Linked DNA regions of Homo sapiens: region 1 is linked to region 2. Evidence: chromatin loops called from intact Hi-C (ENCODE). Cell type or tissue: PC-9. All regions are shown on one strand. Links, peaks and the distances in the headings refer to the core of each region. The heading gives the core; the rest is flanking DNA. Region 1 has its middle 58 kb from the start of LINC01601. Region 2 overlaps SETBP1 (SET binding protein 1).

Region 1 (8,254 bases), core at 1,997-5,996, 140 kb after region 2:
AAAGCAAGAAACAGAATAGATGTACAATGTCATAACTTCCATAGAAATTTAGAAATATATATTTATATATAATATACCTAATCTTAAGAACACATTAAAACAACAACAACAACAACAACAACAAAACCTTATTAAACACGTTAGAATAGTTACCCTTATTGCGGGGGTAATGGTTGTGGATTTTGAGGATAGAATGGAAAAATTATTTTTAATAGTGTATAAAATAAAAATGAATTTATAATAAAGTGAGCCACATTTGAGATAAAAATACAATGATAATTAGAAACATAAAACCAGTTATAAATTTCCAAAAAAAAAAAAGAATCTAACTTTTCAGATTAGAGTTGGGGAAAAGCCACTTCTTTCCATAGCCTCCTTTTCTGGTGCACAGAAAAAAATAAAAACTAGGGGCAGAGCTGGGTTTCACTCCAAAAATCAGTTCCCCTAAACCAACACATCAGGGATTAAAGTCAGAAATTCCCACCAGGAGGGGCTGGGATCATTTGATCTTGTCTTTTATGAGTTATTGGTATTATCTGGGACCAGCTGGTTGGGAAATCTGTCCCAGAAAGCTCCTTGACTCTTGTAGGCCCTAAATATAAACATGCACATATCCCTGCCTGAGTCACTCAGCAATCCACTCGGCTTCAAAGAAAAGAGCATTTTGTTCAGGAGCTCAGTGCCCTGAGCAAGAGCTAAAAGCGTCCTCTTTTCTAATTGTCAATTATCTCTACACTCCAAGATAAACATTTCTCTTTTAACATCAGACTGGGCTGGAAGGTTCATTTAGGACATGGCTATTTGAAGGACTGGAGAAGGGGGGATGTGGGGGAATACAGAGAAAGCAAAGAGACAAAGTTTAAAATCAAGACACACAGTCTGCTTCTTCCGATATATCTCAAATATATTCCTAATTAGAGAATGCCAATGCAATAGCCTGAGATTCTAGAGAAGGAAGAGGTAGGTAGGTGACACAATTAAGTAAGTCTCCATTTGGAATAACTGCCGTTGGGATGGGTGGAGGGTGTTCCCTAAAGGATATTTTTTTCTCTAAAAAATTTTCTTTTATTTGAAGAAGGCCTGGAAGCATTTCATACATATACATGCAGACGCTCTTCGACTTACAATGGGATTATGTCCTGATAAACTCATCATAAAGCCAAAAAATTCTAAGTCTAACCATTGCAATTTGGGGACCATCTATATATGTGTATATGTATATACGTGTATACATATGTATATGTATGTGTATGTATATGCACACATATATGTATACTTTTAAAAGATGGTTTGGTATTTCTTGCTATGAAAGCAAAGCTTAGCTCAGAAACTTTCCAAAGACCCATTTTCTCTAGTTCATTTATGTAATTGATGAGATTGCAATTGACTTGACCGCACTTGACAGCAAGGCCAGAAATAATTGAATTCAGTACCTTCTGAAACCTGTTGTATTACCATGATTCAAAATAAGAAGAGAAGAGGATCTAGTAAGAAAGAATAGGAATGTTTATTTCTGTGTAACAAATAAGTAAGGCTAATACTGAAGGATTTTTCCCTGAAGTTAATCCTCCAGCAAGTATCTGCTTTGGAGGATAAAACAAAGTCAAATTCCTTTTGCCCATGTTCCCTCCCTTCCATTTTCTCCCCTGAGTGACCCTTTCCTCTTTCTCCTCTCCCATCCTTTACATCTCCGTTTGCCTGGCATTATTAAAATCCAGAAATCCATGTGCTAATTAGTGTGGTTATGATTTGCAACCTGTCCAATGATGCCAGGAAGTGAGACGCAACCTTTTCAAGTTTAGCAGCAACCATCTAACTCGAGTCAAAACAGAGAGATGTGTTCAGTTAATTTGGAAGGAGACGGTGATTGGGATTTGTATATTCAAAGTTCAATGATGACAGGTCACATTCAAGGGGGACAGACTGTGTGTTAAAATGCACCAATAAAGTCAGAAACTTTCTAGGCCAAGCAGAAGCAAGATTGTTTCTGTGGAATGAGCTGTTAAATGTGGAAGCCCAAGAGAATCAGGAAACCTGTTTTCAATCAGACACAAAGATTATTTCTACCTCTTTCCAGTTACAGTAATGAGATTTTTAAAAAGAGTAGGGGGGAGTAGTGAATACTTGATTGTCCAATTATTAGCCTAGATAGACTGTTAGTTTTGAGATGGTTTTTTTTTGTTGATAAAGGAAAAAAGAAAATATATGGGTTTTTGTTCTGGGAGCCACTGGGTGAATTTTGCCTCCAGAACTTCAGCCTTTTTGGCATGATGCTTTGACCACCAGTGCCCAGTTAGCATTCCATATGACTCTTTGGAGTCTGGACTGTTGCTTTAGCCAAAATGTGGATGTAAATAAGGGGAAAGTTCTGCTTATTCTGGCTTGGGAAGACAGAAGAACAGATTTGTGTGGCTGGCAAGGACTCATTCTAGGGTTAACACCCAAATGACAATGGCATTTGAAGAATCAGAATCTTTCATCTTAAAACTCCAGTAACCATTAAGTTTCTGGGCTGTCACAGAGAAACTTATTAGGATTGATGATTCTTAATTAGAGTATTCCTTTAATTAGTGCTTGAGCCATGGTTATTTACTAGAAGGCAATGTTTGCAAATCTTTTCTGTACAATATATAATATTTCTGAACAGTTCCATCTGTATTCTTAATAAAGAAGTAGTCCAGTTTCTCTAATATTATCTCTGAATATTAAGTTGTTCAGACTGTTTGAATGTCAGTGGAATATTGATACAATGTAGAAGTGTTAAGGAGTTTGAATAAAATATCATGTGTAATACAGCTAGCACACAGTGCATCCTTAATTAGCATTCTTTCAAATTCCATATCAATAGACTGAAATTTCTTTAAAGAGATAGACCAGGTCTTAATAGATTTGTATTCCCAATTTATAATACAACATCTAGTTCAGAGAAGGGGCTCAAGAAATGTTTATGGATTACTGAAAACATATGCCATATAATTCCGCCAGCTTTGAGTTCAAATTTTTCCATGGGCTTTGAATCTCTTGCATGATCCATTCAGCTTTTGTATTTTCTATTGTTATATCAAGTGGACATCGAATTAGTGTTTTTTTAATGGGCTTTGGTTCTAGTCATACTGCCTGTTAAACTAATGGCAAAGCTCTGGACTGGTCTTGATTTTGTTTCTACCAACCCATTCTTAGAGCCCACAATGACCAGTATTCTGGTGTTTACTTAAAAGGACAGTGGCCATTGGCCAACATGCAAATGTGATTGATGTTGATGTAATAACAGCAGAAGAATAAAGGACATCTTCACTTTGTCTCTATTTAAGGGCAGCCTTCTGGAAGCAGCTCACTGCTTCACTGTGCTGTAATGTCATTATTGGTAAGTCTACTTCTGCCAGTCAGGAATGGAAGTGATTGAGGGATGCACGACTTTTTTTACGCTTCTCCACCCCAGTCCACCAACACACACACAGACACACACACACAAACACACACACACACTCTCACATATACCCACATGCACATACACATACACATAGAGTAGACCTTCACTGCTAATTATGGCATAGTTTTCATCTGGTGGAACAAAAAATGCCAGCCAAGTGAGTCATATTCTGATTTATTGAATAAACACTTTCCATGTGAGAAGCAGAGAGAAAAATGAAACCATTGCCTGTTAGAGCTGGAAAAGGCTAGTGTTTCCAACACACTGGATGGCAGTTCTAAGTTGGACTGGCTGCCGCAGGATCACCTGGGGGAACTTTATAAAGAAACTGGCTTCCAGGTCCACCCTTGGAAGTTTTCAGCCAAAGCTGTCTTAATGATGCTGAGTTTGACCAGTTTAGGCAATAACTGTTTTTTCCAATCCTTTACTTTTACAGCAAAAAACATGAAAGCCCCGGAAGAAGTGACTTGTCCAAGTTTCTTTGGGAGTAAGATGAAGAGCTGAGAGAAGGGAAAGGAATGAATACTTAGTAAATGTGAGAGTTTAATGGATGCCTTATTCAGGGCCCTACATATTTGGTTTTATTAGCTCGTTACCATGGCCTTGGGAGAGAGGCATTAGAGAAGAGAGATAACTGAACTGCTCTAAGTTGATATTATATTGGCATGCTATGCTTTAGTTCCTGAGCCTGGGTTCTGTTCTGTTCAGAACCTTTGCTGGTTATGTTTGACTCCGTAATTCAGTGTTGTGAACATCTGGCCTCTGAGTTGATAGAATAGGTGGTTAGTTGCAGGTCAGTCCCCTACAACTAACTTTATTTCAAAATATTTCAATAAATAATTATTGAGAAAATACTGTGTGTAAGGCGCAATGTTAGGAACTTGGAGGTGAACATGAAGGACACAGTTTTTGTATTTATAGAGACTACAGTCTTGAGGGTGCTATGATAAAAGAAGCTATGCAAATAAAATGTGATGAGAGTTATGCTAGGAGAAATAAGAAGTGCTTTGAGCATAAGTAGCAAGAAAACTTAACCCAGACTCACGGCCAAGGGAAGCCTTCCCAAATCTGACTGCTAGAAGATGAACAGGAGTTAGCTAGGTGAAAAATGGTGAAGCAGGAACATGGGCTCAGAGGGGGAGATGTTTCATAAGAGGAAACAGCATTTGTGAATTCCAGGAGTCTAGACATTGTGTGAAGAGTTCACATTTGACCAGTTCAAGGAACTGAAAGAACCTTATTATTTTTGGGAAGAGAGGAAGAGAGGCTAGATGTGAGGAGGTAGGAAGCCTCCAGATGGAGAAAAGCCACGAAAACCCCATTAAGGTCTTTGGATTTTATCCCAAAGCATTGCTAAGCCGCTGAAGTTTCCCAATCCTGTAAAAATGATCTGGGGATTAAAACCTGGGTGTAATGTAAACAGGTTTATAGTTTGGAAGATGCTTTGATGGCAGTACTAGTGATGGATAGTGGTAGATTGAGCTTGCAGGCAGGGATGCCAGTTAGGAGACTATTTCATTAGGAGACCAAAGCTGTGTTTGTTATTCATCCTTGGAGTTTCAGCACCTAGCACACTGCCAGGTAGCTAATACATACCAAGTAAATATTATTTGAATGAACAGATGTGGAAATAAACATTCATTGGTAAAACCATCCACCAAATATTTCTTGCTTATTCTGGCTTCTTCTCTTTGTTCAGTCTTTCCCCTTTCCCCAGGTATACATAGGTTTTTATTTTAAATCTACCTGATTAAATACTTACCACACATTTATGTTCAACTTAAGACTAGCTGCTTCTTGAAGCCTTTCAATTTTATTTATTTCCTACCCCGTTTAAACCTTCAGGACATTTTACAATGTATGATATTGTTCCATGTGGGTGAATTTTCAGCTGCTTCTTAATTTAATTCAGTATTTTTTTATATATGAAGGCAAATTATCTATCTATCTATCTATCTATCTATCTATCTATCATCTGTCTATTATCTGTCTTTAAGGCTAGGAGGCTTGGATGAGCTAGACTCTTTCATGTATGGTTATGAAAGTATACAATCCCTTCCTGAAAAGCAAATATGGTTATATATGCACACACATATATATTTCCATATATATATATACACACACACACACATATAATTTATATCACAATTTGCTTATACCGTTTGACTCAGAAATTTTTCTACCAGGAATCTCTGCAAAGTAAATTGGTAGAAATGACAATAAAAATGTACGGTCAAGTATATTTATCTCTGCCTTTTGTGATTTTCAGAAATTAGAGACAACCTAATTAAGCACGGGAAGAGGAGAGGTTAAATAAATCACACTATATTCATGTGTGAAATATGTAGAAATATGATTTTGGGGAAAGTTAACAAGGAATGGTATTTGAAACAGTGAAGTTATGAGCCAATAATATGGATTTTTTTCTATATATTCTAATATTTCTACAATTATAGTTAAACTACCAATACAAATATTATGTCAAACAACTATTTTCTGTTCTTTTCTACTGCAAATTGCCCATAGTTGGCAAATAGGACTACCATTCACCATTTAGAGAACTCTTCACACGCCTTCCTGGCAGCCACTGCAGAAAAAGAAGCAAGCTTCCAAGCCAGGCCCTTTGAAAGGAGGGGAGATGGCTTTCTCTTCCTCTTTCCTACTCCAGGCCAGCCTTTGGAGGGCTGCCATCCTCACATTTGACTGAGCCAAATCTTCAACCCACCTGTCCAAGCACCAGGCTGCTCACTTCTGATTTACCTCCTCTAGATGTTCTGGGGAGTGAAACGCTGACAGGCTGTGGCTATGGCACTGGATGACACAGCAACCTGGGAGTATCTCTGCACAGGATTCCAGAGCTGAGATTTGCCAAACTGTTCATCTTTTTCATCTTGGCAATTGTTTATGCTCTAAAACCAATTACTGCAGGCCAAATGCGCATCCTCTCTTCCTCTGAAGAATTATATTAGACCTGGTTCTTGTCTCATTCAACTGCATTGGAACATTCCTATTCCCATAAAGCTCAATCCATTGATGGCCTGTCCTACTTTGGTGGGAAACAAATGCTAGGAGAGTTGTTATCACATCCCATAAATGTCTGGGATGAAAGGCCCTGAAGTGCAAAGTATATTGTGGTTATCTCTTGGGTGGGGAAAAATCTCTCTAATGCAAAACAGCAGCGGCAACACAGCTAGATGGCAGGAACCTCTGTCAGGAACAAATTTCCTCATCCCTCTGGAAGACAATGACTGATTTCTCATAGGCCTCCCCTGACATGACACTAAGAGTGAAGATATTTGTTTTAGTGTCTCCCATCTGCAATGTTCTATAGGTCCCAAGTATATATTCTGACTGGCTCCCTAAAAGAAAACCAGGCAGCACATGCAGAGCTTGGACACTGTGCTGGACTGACTTTTCATGTTGTCTTAGAGAGAGAGTCTTGCTATATTGCCCAGGCTGGGCTCAAACTCCTGGCCTCAAGTGATCCTCCCACCTCAGCCTCCTGAGTAGCTCTGATTATAGGCATGGGCCACCATGCCTGGCTCTACACTGTTTTAAGATCTGTGAATATGTTACTTCCTTTAAGTCTCACAACAACCCTGTGTAGTAGGTACTATCATGATAATTACTTCATTTTGACTTAATTTTTTTAAGAGATGGGGTCTTGCTGTACTGCCCAGGCTGGTATCAAACTCCTAGCTTCAAGCAGTCCTCCTATGTCAGCCTTCCACAGTGCTGGGATTTACAAGCATGAACCACTGTGACCAACCACCTCACTTTACAAATGAAAAAAACTACGGCACAGAGAGGTTGACTGCCCAAGGTCACATAGGCCATAATTAAAGAGCAAGGATTCAAGTTCTGGCAGTCTGACCCAGGTCCCCACACTAACCACCATGCTATATTAAATTAAGACATGCAAAATGCTTAGAGCAATACCTGGCACACTGTGAGTACAAAATAAGTATTATCTACTATCAGTTCTTTTTAGTAATTCAGGGCAGTCACCAACTTTCTGTTTCAACTTGATATGCCCATGGAAGTGATTCAATCCTTTGAGGGGAATTGAAAAAATCCCATCAACCCAGAAATGAATGCATATTTAGCATCCTTGGGCTGGATACTCAGGGGCTATATATGAGAAGGAACTTAAAGTTGATACAGTCTTGAACTTCACAGACAACAGAAGTGCAAGATATGTCAAGCTGAGGTCCTCATCCTTGGCTCTACAATTTAGTGGACCTTCAAAACTCTTTGTTTTCTTCTTGATTCAAGGAAGTTACAGATAGGGGAGGATGAGGAGGCCAATGATGAATGAGAAATATCTACGCATAGCCTTTGGGGCACTTGGTTTTCTCGCCCATCACACACATATTTAATTCTTAGGCTGTACATTTTTTTATCCTATATTTTAATGAGATAATCTTTTTTTTTTTTTTTGAGATGGAGTCTCACTCTGTCACCCAGGCTGGAGTGCAGTGGCACGATCTCAGCTCACTGCAACCTCTGCCTCCCAGGTTCAAGCGATTCTCCTCCCTCAGCCTCCCTAGTAGCTGGGATTACAGGTGCCTGCCACTACGCCCGGCTAATGTTTTGTATTTTTAGTAGAGACAGGGTTTCACCATGTTGGCCAGGCTGGTCTCTAACTCCTGACCTCGTGATTCACCCACCTTTGTCTCCCAAAGTGTTGGGATCACAGGTGTGAGCCACTGTGCCTGGCCATGAGGTAATCTTTCGTTTGACAACCTTCTGATAGTAATTTAACTAAATTTCATGTGGAATATTAATAAATATATTTGCTCCAAGGTGGGACTGGGAGAGAAG
Region 2 (5,807 bases), core at 1,808-5,807:
CATCTGACCCTCCCTGTGCCCTGGAGCACCTATCATAGGTACCCCCGCCTAAGCCATTGTCTGTCTCTCTTCTTAATGTTTAGTCTTGCAGATGTTTGGGTGTTTGTTACTATCATGTCTGTTCAGTTGAACTTTTATTTGCTAAAATGTATTGTGCAATGGCAAGCAGAATTAGTCTCATTAAATAATAGAATCAAAGAACCTAGAGATAGAAAGGAAATTTAATAGATCATCTGGTTCAGATCTCTAACTACAAGCAATTGATGCAACCTTAGTTGTAAGGAAGAAACAGCTGAGCCCAGGAAATTATGTGACTTACCCAAGGCTAAACTGCCAGCAACTGAAAAAAGAAGAACTAAAATTCAGGTCTCCTGCCTCCTAATGCAGAGCCAAGCTGGGTCTGTATCCTCAATTGATTTCAGCACACATGACCACAGATGAATCTTCAAGCACATTTTCAACAGGATTTAGCAACATGGACTAAATCCTCTGCATCTATACCAACACTCTTTCTTGGGATTAATGAATATTGAGAAACATCATTGAGGTGTGGCTTTCCAACTTTACAATATTATATTAGTGAATATCTCTAAGTAGAATTCTATGTAGACTTATAAATAACTCTCTTCTTACTGGATAGCAAAACTCCTTAGGAGTAGAAATGGAACATAACACACTTCGATATTGTCTAAAACTTAATCATATAGAGTCAATTTGTATTTATTGAGTACTTCCTATGTGATATGCTGTGGGAAATGCCAATAAATTAAACCCTTTATCCCCAAGATAATTTCTAACCTAAATAAGAGAAAGCAACATAAAATGTAATAAAATAAGTGAATTTTAAATAGTCCAAAAGAAGAAACGTAACAATGGAGGGACACATTTTGCCAGGAAATGACTGTTACTGCGGAGAGGTGCTCTAGAAGTTTAGAGGTAAGGAAGGCATGAGCTGAGGACACCAGGAAGGAAGGGGATTCTTCAAGGAGAGGTAAGTATTGACTAGATAGGGAGAGAGAGGAGACATTTAAGGTCAGAGCAATGTAAACAGAAGTATGGAAGTGGGAATTGGAAGTGTGGTCAGGGAATTCACGGAAGTCAGAAACTGGTAAGAGATAAGTCTTTAAATAACATTTCAGGTGAAATGGGAAGATCCTAGAATGTCAAACTAAATTTTTTCACTTTCTTTTTATGTCTTGCAAGAACAATGGTATTAACAAGGGCCTAAGTTGATTCATACACACTCCCAGAATATACAGGAGAGCTGGAATAGCAGACAGCTAGGACACACATGCAGTCTTCAGGAAGGCCCAGGGAAGAAACGAATACTAGCAGAGAGTACGAATTTAATTAATAGCTCATGAATGACAAATCCAGATACACTGAAGGGCAAAGAAATCCTCTCAAGCAATAAGCAATGCATCTTACTCACCCTTATAGCACATTTACCATTTACAAATTCTTATACTGCCTATCTGAGATTTTATTCTGTTATTTCCTTTTAGAAATGATCTCAACTAGTGTACTAGAAAGCCCCTGGACCAGGCCTCAACAGGGTCTGATTTTCAGGGCTTGTCCTCATTTGCTTCAGTGTGTGACTTTTGCCCCCATCATTACTCACTCCCCCAGCTCTGTGAAGGCCCTGAATTGTGATGGGAGAAGGGAACTTTTGGACCGGGCAGATCCTGTGATGAATGCCCTCAGGGTCTCAGCCACACATCTGTGGATTTGCAAATCATTCATAGGCTGATCAATTTCCTCATCTACACATGAAGATGGCAGCCTGGTCAGAAGGAACAGAAGGGGAGACCTGCTACTCCCTAATGGACAGGAATAGGGCCTCTCCCAGCCACTCCCCAAAAAAGCTGATTAATCTTTAAAATTTCTCAGGGACACCGTGCAATTCAAAGGCCACAGTCCCCTTGATGGAACACTGAAAGAGGGTTTTTGTTTTCCACAAAAAGGGAAATTGAGGTTTTTGTGGTGAAAGAGAAGGATGTAAAATCAGCCACGTAGTGGTTTATTCACAGCCTGACCCCTCCCCAAACCCACAGGGATACTGGAGCTGCGACTCATCTCTTCTCATGAGTCATGTGGACTTGCATGGGCCTGGTGGAGTTAGGAAAGAAAACACCAGACTCCACAGTGTGCACAAGCATTTGGGGACAGAGATGTGATCCAAAGATGGAGAGATACAGTTCCTTGACTTTAATGTGGAGAGACAGGCCGGAAGACAGGACTGTCCAGATCTAATAGAACCGACAGGTCGTCTCTCAAAGGGCCAGAGAGTGGCTATCACATTTGGGGCTTGTTATTTGAGCCGTCAGAGCCGACTTTTCCACTGACATCCCCAACTTCCAAATTAATTATTTACTTACCAGAGATTCAGCTTGGCCATGTCAGACAGAAATAACAGGGGGTGTTGTGTAGCTCAGATGAGCTGGCATTCAAACAGTAAAAGAGGACATCACTCAGACCACATGCCCCTCTCTGGTTCAGAGGGAGCCACTTGTGAGATTTAGAGGTCTCTAAGATCCCTACACCTTCCCTCATCTAGGTCTGGAGCTAGAAAGAGATTGCTGTGCTGATCCCAGGACTTCTTGTGGGAGTTGTTTTTCTGATTATTTTTTTTTTCCTGGCCCAAACCAGAATCCTGAGGGAGAATTTATTCTCTGACTCTGGTTTTTGAGAGTTTGAAATCCTAAGTGAAAGGTGCGAGCTGCCGGTAGGGCCAGGGCAGGAGGGGCTCAGCCATCACTGTAAGCTCTGTTTGCCGCAGAAGGACAGGTGTTGAGTTACACACTTGGGGAATGTGAGCGCCAGGAAGGGACCTGGTGGGTGCCAGCCAAAGTAGCGAGGTCAATACCTCCTTCTGTACTGGTTCTTCCTGGAGACCAAAAAAACAAACCATCCCTTGGCTTCAGGTTCCTGAAAAGACCTGAACTGTTCTTGTTTACTGTTCTAAGGGGCTGCATAGCACTTCTTTTTAGAGTAATTTATTTCATTGACTTCAAGACCTCAGAAAGGCAGCAGTATATGCATTGAGGGCTAAATAGGGCATGTTTACAGAGCACTTATTCTCGGCAGAAGGGTCTAAATAAATGCAACATACAATATGGCTGCTCCTGTCCATTGCAAGGGTGAGAAATAGCACTAACGTCTTGTTTTGACTAACGTCTTCACTTATATATCCGTCGGGACACAGGCTTTGGGTTTCCTCCTTTACTGGATGTCTGCTCAGCACAGCAAGTTCCCGGAGCTAGGAATTTTTGATCGTACATGCAGAAGACATCAGGGGTTTAGGGCGTCTGCAGTCAAGTCGTAGCATGTTAAAGAAAATACAATTGCATAGCCCTGCTCAGCTTCAAGGAGCAGTAAGCTAAATTCCAAGAATATCATATTTAGTCACAAAGTTCAACCAATTCAGGACTCATAACGAGGGTATGTGATCGTCTATCTGAGTGGTAATCAACTTTCTTAGGTCAGCTTCTATTTTAAATCCTTCATGCAAAGAGTCCAGCATATTTGCATACTCACACAGACACATTGCTCATCAAATAGAACTAGACAGCCTCAACACAAAAACTGAGAACATGCACCTCACACACACCAGCCACTGGGTATTTCATAATAAAGAAAAATGGGATCAAACAAGGCATTAGGAAGAGAAAAACAGGTTCAGCCAGATGCTATGGAAATCCTGATTCTTATCAGGGCAAACAATCAGAATTACTATGATGCTTCTTAGGGAGAGTCTACTCTGAACAGACACAGAATATTGAGAATATTGTATTTCATACTGTCTTCACGTGGACCAGGCAATTAGAATTATGCCCGTTTGATAGATGAGGAAAGTCAGGTTGAGAGAGCACGTGTTTGTCGGGTGGCAGAAACAGGAACTAGACCAATGTCTGTTTAATTGCAGTCAGTCACTCAACTTCAGGTTATGGAGCATATAAGGATATGTGTGTGTGTGTGCGTGCGCGTGTGTGTGTGTGTGTGTGTGTAAAGAACCATTTTCCTCCCTTCTAAAATCAGAATAATTCCATTAGCCCCAGGGTCTAGTAGAATAAAATATAAAACTATCATGACCAACATTTTTATTCACAAATCAAAACAATTCTAAGTTTGGTTAGATCGAGATGAAGCCATAATCACAACCCAGGTCTCTTGGCTCCTAACTCAGGGCTCTTCCAGACAGTAGACAAAAACCCACATGGATTCTGACAGTCTCATAAACCTCTCTGCGGACCCTGTTTTCTGTCAGTTTAGCGAGTGGTGCCTCTCCCGCCTGTGGCCATGTGGAAAAAGCACAGCTTCTGCAAAGCCTGATCATCTGGGCTGGCCTTAGTGACTGTGCTTAGTCAACAGAATGTGGGGGAAGGGATATTTGGAAATGCTGAGGGTCATACATAAGGGGCCTTGCAGCTCCCACCTGATTCTCTCTGAATGATACCATGTGTGAAGTCCAACTACCCCGAGACCTGCCATGCTGGCTGGAAAGTACAAGTCAGCCATGTCAAGAGGTCAGAGTGGAACCCAGGCAGCCCCAGCTGTTGCATCCATCCCAGCCCAGTCACCAGGGTCATACAGCAGACAAGACATGGAGAAGAGCTGACAGACTCTGCCCACAGCCAGAGCCAGTCACAAGTGGGGCAATGTCACACTATCACAGCCACTCCAACTGAGTTCCTGATTATGGAGGAACTATCACTACTAGGCCGATCCACAACCCTGACAACATGACAAAATGGCTCTAGTTTTAATGCCACTGAGTTTTGGGGTAGTTTGTTACACAGCAGTAGATAATTAGAACATCTTGTGTCTCGTCTATAAAGGGCTCCCAGGACAATCTTATCATCTAGAAACCCTGATACCATTTAAGCTTCCTCTTTCTCCCACCCCCACTGTAACTCTTCTAGCTGCTCCTTTTGATGTCTCTCTTAGACCAGTGGGGAATGATGAAAGCAAGAAGGATCTGCTGAGGGTCTGAAAAAGAGGACAGGCACAACAGGGAGCATGTGTCAAAATGCTTTCTTCTTGGTAGGCAAAAATGGTACATGAGAGCCTCTTGGATGGAGAGACCAAGCAACACAGGAAAGTTCCTGAAAAAAGAGGCTGGAAAAAGTCCAGGGTCAAGAAAAGAGCGAGGTTCCTCACTGCCTTCTTTCCCTGACTCCTGCATACCACCCCATCTACATATCTGTATAGCAGATCGCATGTTCTCTGAATCCTCCGTAGTTCCATCCTTCAGGATAGAGTTTACTCATTGCATCCCAAGGACTCCAGCAAACTCTTACCTCCCCAGTATCTGACAGCTGAATTATTGACCATTTAGCTCATATTGACTCTTAGTTTTCCATGTTTGTCTTATGTAGAATAGACAGAATAAAACTTGTTTGAGGGCAGAACCTATATTATATAATTTTTCTTCATACTCCATAGTAAAATGCACAGAACCAAACAGAATAAAGCAAGTCGTATTCAATATGTATCTAAGGGAATTTAGTGCTACCCATATAACAAGGGCAGATAAGGTCTCAGCCGCACCACTCTAGGCTTCTGCAGATGTTCCACGCTGAGTTTTCAAGAAGTTGACTCACACAGATGCATAGCTAGACCTCACGTCACACTCAGGCTTCTGCAAAGATTAGTCTACATGACAGTTTCTGCATCTTCTTCACTGGCTTCTGATCTCACAGCTCCACAGAAAACACTCTCTCAAAAGTCACAGTGACCCTGCGGTGCAAAAGCCTGTGTGACATAAACCACAGCCTCCCCGGGACCTCCTGGGGTTTCTCCTGCTC

What was found. Hi-C counts contacts between places; a loop is a spot of excess contacts. Peaks named below come from ENCODE experiments on the same cell type or tissue, not always from the same donor. Only the 100,000 strongest peaks of a DNase experiment are listed, where the experiment ranks them.
Region 1: a loop joins it to region 2, with 7 times the contacts of the local background. A loop is called at or near these places in 1 of 110 quality-filtered maps.

Annotation. Positions count from the first base shown.
Region 1 is chr18:44,585,242-44,593,495 of GRCh38, reverse strand. No RefSeq gene overlaps it. Among named protein-coding and RNA genes, the nearest start is that of LINC01601, 58 kb to the right of the region's middle. In PC-9, for the core only: no CTCF peak of the experiment used is centred there; a DNase peak (open chromatin) is centred at 3,595.
Region 2 is chr18:44,729,832-44,735,638 of GRCh38, reverse strand. The region is part of intron 2 of SETBP1 (SET binding protein 1); the gene reads right to left. Among named protein-coding and RNA genes, the nearest start is that of SETBP1, 52 kb to the right of the region's middle. RefSeq lists an enhancer at 1,227-2,426. In PC-9, for the core only: no CTCF peak of the experiment used is centred there; DNase peaks (open chromatin) are centred at 2,078, 2,888 and 3,698; H3K27ac peaks cover 2,539 bases.